Regions from separate parts of the Homo sapiens genome. Here region 1 is linked to region 2. Evidence: chromatin contacts called from ENCODE Hi-C or POLR2A ChIA-PET data. All regions are on one chromosome and are shown on one strand. Each heading gives the region's core, a stretch centred on a gene start or an enhancer-like site at or near the end of the contact. The rest is flanking DNA. Distances are from core to core; before and after follow the strand shown.

What was found. A loop is a pair of places that touch in the nucleus more often than their neighbours do. ChIA-PET counts read pairs that join two places held with the same protein, here RNA polymerase II (POLR2A). Pooled maps may share reads with other maps.
Region 1: a map of Caco-2 shows a loop between it and region 2 (2.7-fold over the local background). The contact joins two enhancer-like sites. A Hi-C loop is called at or near these places in 2 of 168 maps with a recorded cell type or tissue (Caco-2 and heart right ventricle), 1 of 37 single-sample maps with no recorded cell type and 7 of 50 pooled maps. POLR2A ChIA-PET finds 5 or more read pairs at or near these places in 1 of 52 experiments (SK-N-SH).

The regions. Positions count from the first base shown.
Region 1 is chr4:139,842,890-139,846,229 of GRCh38, reverse strand. The region is part of intron 2 of MAML3 (mastermind like transcriptional coactivator 3); the gene reads left to right. Among named protein-coding and RNA genes, the nearest start is that of MGST2, 180 kb to the right of the region's middle. Within about 2 kb of position 1,414, at least 2 of the 41 ENCODE cell types and tissues checked have a DNase peak (open chromatin) inside an H3K27ac peak, as active enhancers do.
Region 2 is chr4:139,732,583-139,735,574 of GRCh38, reverse strand. The region is part of intron 2 of MAML3 (mastermind like transcriptional coactivator 3); the gene reads left to right. It also overlaps a transcript of MGST2 not described here. Among named protein-coding and RNA genes, the nearest start is that of MGST2, 68 kb to the right of the region's middle. RefSeq lists a silencer at 488-607. Within about 2 kb of position 1,259, at least 28 of the 41 ENCODE cell types and tissues checked have a DNase peak (open chromatin) inside an H3K27ac peak, as active enhancers do.

The DNA.
Region 1 (3,340 bases), core at 165-2,664, 110 kb before region 2:
GTAAAATAAAAATAAAGTACAGTGCTAGCTTCTTATAAGCCATAGTTTAGTCACCAAGGCTTCTGGCAATCTGTAGGTAGGAAAATTAAGGCATAAAATGATCTATCAAGATTTGCATAAAAAGCCACTCATAAGCCGAGGAGAAAGCATTTCAGCTCCTGGATTTTTTGTCACTGTCAAGCTGTCACAAATAACTATGTCTGCTTGGAGCATTTCAAACTCTGAGTTCTCTGTTTATATAGATGTTGGGATTTCCTCCCACTCCTAAAAATATATTCTAGATGAAGGGGTTAAAGATCAACATTACCCTGCTAAACCTTACTCTGACTCAAGATTTACTTAACGAACTGTAATTTTACTACTGCACAGATTCAATCTGTTGAGCAAATAAAAATCATTTTGAAAATGACCTATGTATTTATTCAGTTTGTATTTCAGAATTATCATAATATCAGGTATAAGGGGATTGTGGTACCAATGAAACTATTCTATACCATTCACCATAGATTTATAAAGGAGACTACAAAAGAGAAAATAAGAGATGACATCATATGAAGTGCTTTAGTTCAGATAAAGGAAACATCCAAAAATACTGAGATGAGTAAAATTTTATTCAAAGTAGGTTCCTGCTTTGTCTTGATCTCAATCCATTCTAACTCCTGATGTCATTTACCGTGTGAGATCTTAGTACAATCATGAAAAGAATATGAGCATTTATCAAAACTCTCTGACATCTGTATGTTTAGAAATGAACTTACACAGCAAAATATGATTTCCTTGCACTTATTTAATTTTTCTAACTTCAATTTCTACCTATGTGTCTCTGCCAGTTTGACCTGATTCAGACACCCAGAACTTGAATAAAGAAGCCCTCTTCTATTTTCATTCTTAATGAATATACCTTTTCCCATGTCCACATTGAGCCTCCCTTCTGTGTACTCTGTCTAATGCAGCCACATGTCTAGTTCCCCCTCTCTGTCACCACCCTCACTTCTTCTTTCCCATCTTCTTACTTCTTTGGTGTGACCTCTCTGTAGGACAACATGCCATTTCTGATTCCCCACACACATACCCTATCATTGATACCTACCCTCAGGATTAGATTCTGTCTAAGTAATTTGTAGAGCCATCAGGCTTTAGTAAGTATTGGACTGCAAGTCAACACCCATTATCTCATCAAAAGGGATGCTGTGTTGGGGCAGAGGGAGAGAGAGAGAGAGAGACAGAGAGAGAGACAGACAGAGAGAGAGAAAGAGAAATAGAAAGTCTCTTCCAGGAGAAAAACCATATTGATGATATCAAAAGGAAAGGAAGGTGAATAGTGTGAGCCAGAATAGGACTAAACAAATGGCAGGCTTTTGTTCAGCTCTCTGGCATCTGGACAGCAGCTCTCTGCTTCTTACTCAACCTGTCCCCAGGCTCTCTGCAGTCTTGTCTTCTGGTCTCATTTTATGTCATCCCACTATTGATGAACAGAAAATTTGGGCAGCTGCCCACCATCCCTATATCCCACCCACACTGTCAACAACAGCATGTGAAGAGGAGCCATGTGGCTGCAGTGGTAAGGAAGGTACAGTCTATGACCAAGAAAGAGACACTAAGTAGATGATTAAGAGCAGTACACACTGCTCTGACAGCCTTATTGTCACAACTGATTTTCAGGATGTTGGCAGTGATTCTGAAGCCTGTAGAAATTATCAGGTTTTAAGGGATTGAGAGTTCACCAGTGGTCCACTCTTGGTGAAGTAGGATGCCTTGCTTGGTATTGTTAACTCCCACATCATCTCTGTGCCAAGAAAAAGACAGCACAATGCCACCAACATCTAAACAGTGGCATCTAATTGATTTCAATCTTAGTTCAACAGTGTGACCAGAAGGATGTTTCAATTACCATCACCATATGGGACACTGAGTGTCTGATTAGTAGGGATGCTCCTGTTCTTCATTCTTTAGGCAACTACTCATTATTGCATAAGATGTTGTCTCTGATGATGAAATTGTATCCCAATGGACTCAAATAGTATGCATAGAAACTTGAAGGTGTTTCGCTTACAGCCAGAGTGCAACAGAGGTTTTGGAACAAGCTGGGTCCTACCAGAGCCAGAGGTGTAGCAGCTGCAGACTTCCACTCTACCCGCACCTCACATATTAGTTGTGAATTTGATAAATGCCATCCTGAAGAGCAATTGATTTATTAATTAGCTGATTCAGAATGTTCTTAGGACTCATTTGGGATATGGAGTCATTATAATTTAAAAATGTCAGCGCAGTGCAATAGAAGATGAAAATGGCACCTCCCAGGGGCCCTGTGGGCCAAGCTTTCTCCTTTGGTGAGTGGGGTTTCTCTCGATGGCTACAATGCCGTCCATGGGAAGTTGCTTCATCAGACCCAAACAGTGAGGTCTCAGGAAGTGAAGAAATGCTCATTTTTTGAAACAGAAGCTGAGGTCCAGACTAGGACGTGATCAGACCAAGCAGGACAGTAATAATTTGGTTATTAAACTGGAGATAGTAGCAATTTCATTAGAAGACTCCGAATTAAGATACTTCAGGAGTCATTTCTAGAGAAACCCCAACTGTATATAATTACCTACATCTATGAACAGGTAATCCTATAAATTTTCTAGCAAAACAGTTGGTGAACTAAGAAGGGAAAATATGGGCTAGATTAACTTATTATGAATGTTAATTCATCAGGTTTTGGGTTTTACTTTTGCCTTGTCCTTAAACATGGGTAATTAAGACCTGTCAGTAGTGTAAGTTGGGATTTGAGTTCAGGATTTTGGAAATATTCTAATTCCCTGTATTGGGACTAGGTAGTAAATCTAAAATTGTGATATATCAAGTTATTTTCTGGTGTGTTTTCTAAATTTGAGCACATGGACCCGAGAGTAGACACATCTTAGTATGTACTCAGCTTTGGGCAAAAGATAGATGGCGTCACCTTTCTTCGCATGCTGAGCTCCATAGTAGATTGAGGACTTGGGTTGGAAGCAGTAAGGTAATTGCCAAAGCCCCATTATCAGGTGGGTACACGTAGAGCTTTTGGGAGGAACAGATGCCATAAGTTATCAGTTTAGTCTTACCTTCTCTTTAGAGGGAAAAGAAGTTGGAGAAAGCGTCTGCAGCTAACAAAAGGAACTGGCCTTGGCTGGACGTGGTGACTGGGGACTGTAATCCCAGCACTTTGGGAGGCTGTGGTAGGCGGATCACCTGAAGTCAGGGGTTCAAGACCAGCCTGGCCATCATGGTGAAAACCCCCCGACTTTACTAGAAATACAAAACTTAGCCAGGCATGGTGGCACACACCTATAATTCCAGCTACTCGGGAGGCTGAGGC
Region 2 (2,992 bases), core at 10-2,509:
CTTATCGCCCCCTCCCCGGGCCGGCTTTGTGCAGCTGGGGTCCTGGAACCCGGTCCCTCCCGGGCTGTCGGCCCTGGGGTCTGGTGTCCGCCACCCTCCCCCCCCGGAGGTCGCCACTGCCCCCCTACCCCACTCCCAGCCCTTCCGTTTCCCTCCACGTCCCCTTCCCGCGCCCTCCCCCACTTGAATTCTTCCTCCCCTCCGGCTGGAAGAAAAGTCGGTAATGAGAAACCAGTTCAGTGTCAGTCGGAGGAGGGGGGCAGATAACCCCAGAGATACACGGCAATGGAGAGAGAACTCATTTTGTGCAAAGAGGGCCTCGAGTCACCAGGGAATTCCTGGATTGTCTCAGGCTGTCGTGTGTGATGTCCATCACGCCGTGCGAACACCATCTGCTCGGTATTGTGCTCTCAGTTGCCAGGCTACCTGCTGTACGCAGTAACACTTGACTGCCTGGCTCCACGTTCGCAGCGCTCGCCCAGACGCGCGGGGCGGGGGCCGCGGAGGGGCGGGCGGGAGCCCTGATTAAGCCATCTGCGAGGGGAGGGGGCGCGGGCGCAGCGGCGGCCGGGCACGAGGCCGGGCTGACACCACCATCTGCTGGGGCGCGGGAAGAACGGCAGCTGCTCTGCGTTGCCCCGGCGAGGGACGCCTGGAAAAGGCTGAAGCCCTGGGCGTCCTCAAGCCCGTTATCCACGGGGTCCCCGTCACCCCAGCCTGCTCGCCGCCGGCCGTCTTTTGTGATTCCCTGCTCTTTGGTTCGCCGCCAGCAAGGCTGGCCCCTCTCACCCAAACACTATGCATGTTCTTGAAAACACTTCAGAAAAATAAAGCTTCCCTACGCACAGATTTATAAATAAACAGCTGGCTGTTCTTGGGAGATATTTTTACCACAACTGTTTTTTGAAGTCGAAAACTGCCTGTTTGGGGGAGGTAAGGGTGCTTTTGACACCTCCTACCTCACTCTAGCCTTTAGAAAATTGCTAAGATCTTTTCCCTGGAGGGGAAGATATGTAAAATAGGTTCGTTGGTTTTGATTTCTTTCTCCTCCCTTTATTTTACTGAAGAGTCAGAGGGTTGGGCGAGTAGTGAAGATCTATGTAGCCACAGTTGGATTTTTGAGGGGAAGAAACTGTATTAAGATTCTTGGGAGAAGCAAGGGAGGTCGTTGGGCAAGGAGTGGATTGGAGAACAAGCCAGTAATTACAACTAAAAATACTGCATCATTTGGCTTCAAGGCATTACATCTCGCATGACGAAAGCTCAGCCTGGTTTTCTCTAATTGCACAACACAGTGTGTGTCCTTCTTAGAAACAAGAGCAGTGGCTTGAAATCCTGAAATTTGACAGACTATTTCTCATTAAGCCCTCTGAGACTGGAGGTTAAAAGAAGCCATGTATTATGTTAGTGGCCTCGGCCAGCTTAATGTGTAAGTCAAGTCACTGAGTACATTTTCACACTTTGGAATACACCTCAGAGTCGGGGGCTGTAGGTGTCTCTCATCCACTGTTGAATGCCGCAGAGCTTTGTTGCGAACTAAAGATGTTTCGTATGGAAGGCAGTCCTTTAAGAATGCACATAGTGGCTGGGAGCAGTGGCTCATGCTTGTAATCCCAACATTTTGGGAGGCCAAGGCAGGAGGATTGTTTGAGGCCAGGAGTTCAAGACCAGCTTGGGCAACACAGATGGGCAACAACCCATCTATACAAAGAATTTAAAAATTAGCAGGGCATGGTGGCTTAAACCTGTAGTCCCCCACCTACCCAGGAGGCTGAGGCAGGAAGATTGCTTGAGCCCAGGAGTTGGAGGTTGCAGTGAGCTATGATCATACCACTGCACCCCAGCCTGGGCAACGGAGTGAAACCCTGTCTCTAAAAAATAATCATAAAATAATACATACAGCCCTTCCTGCCTGTAGGTCTTCAGTGAGAAGCCTGAAGGCAAAACCTCTGGGAGGGAATTATTTGGGGAAATACATAATCCTATCCCTTTGGGAGGGTTTTTTTTTTTTTTTTTTCACACTGTGCTTTTGAAGTATTTCTTCTTGGCCCAGGAAGACACGGGCAAAAAGTGGTTTGATGTATCGTCGTCACCCCATTTGCCTCTCTCTTTCTTTTCCCAGTGGAGAGGAGGCTGGGAAAGCAACACTTCTTCACTCCTTACCACTTCCCCAGCTGTGCGGGCTGGTCACACAGGACAAGCATATCTCAAAGTGCACAAAGATAAACAGGGCCATCCCAGACCAACCCTCTCAAAAAATCAAGCTGAAGAAAACTTTATCTTCCCTTGGGCCTCATTTTCTTTCCAACTCTCTCCTCCTTATCAAAACTGGAAAGTATCAAATATACTGAGACAGAAAAAACAAACTACATATCTGCATTTTTGCTGATTGGCTGTTTATATGTCAGTGTGAATTCATTTGTTAAAGTGTAAAGCCAATCAGCCATTTGTCCCTAAAGGTGCCAAGAAACAGCTTTATTTCACTGGAAGGAAGGGCTTGGAAAACAGGTAGCAAATATTTGGGGGAAAAGGGAAGACCCTGAAATATCTAGGCCCCTGCAAGGGTTAGTCCTGAAGTAAACTTTTTGGTAGCACAAAGGTTCCTGGCATTTTTTAGTGTAAGATCTTTTTATTAACATCAAAAATATTTCCTAGCTGTCTTTGTGTATTTATAGAGAAAATACACAAAGGCAAAACATTTTATTAATTTCAGCTACAGCATTTACACATAAAAAATAGAACGCAGTACACTTATGAGAGACACAGTATATAGGTCTACAGGCTGTTCTTAGGTGCACACTTAACACCATGAAGACACTGCCTGGGAGAGGCCTGAGCTAGTAGGAATACTGAATTGAGAATCAAAATCAGCGTTCTGCTTACTCATGTAACCAAATACCACCTGTACCCCGATAACTTATGGAAATTTTTTTTTTAATTTTAAGTTACATTTTTTAAAAAAGTAAAGACAAGCTATCTGTTACAAAAAAAA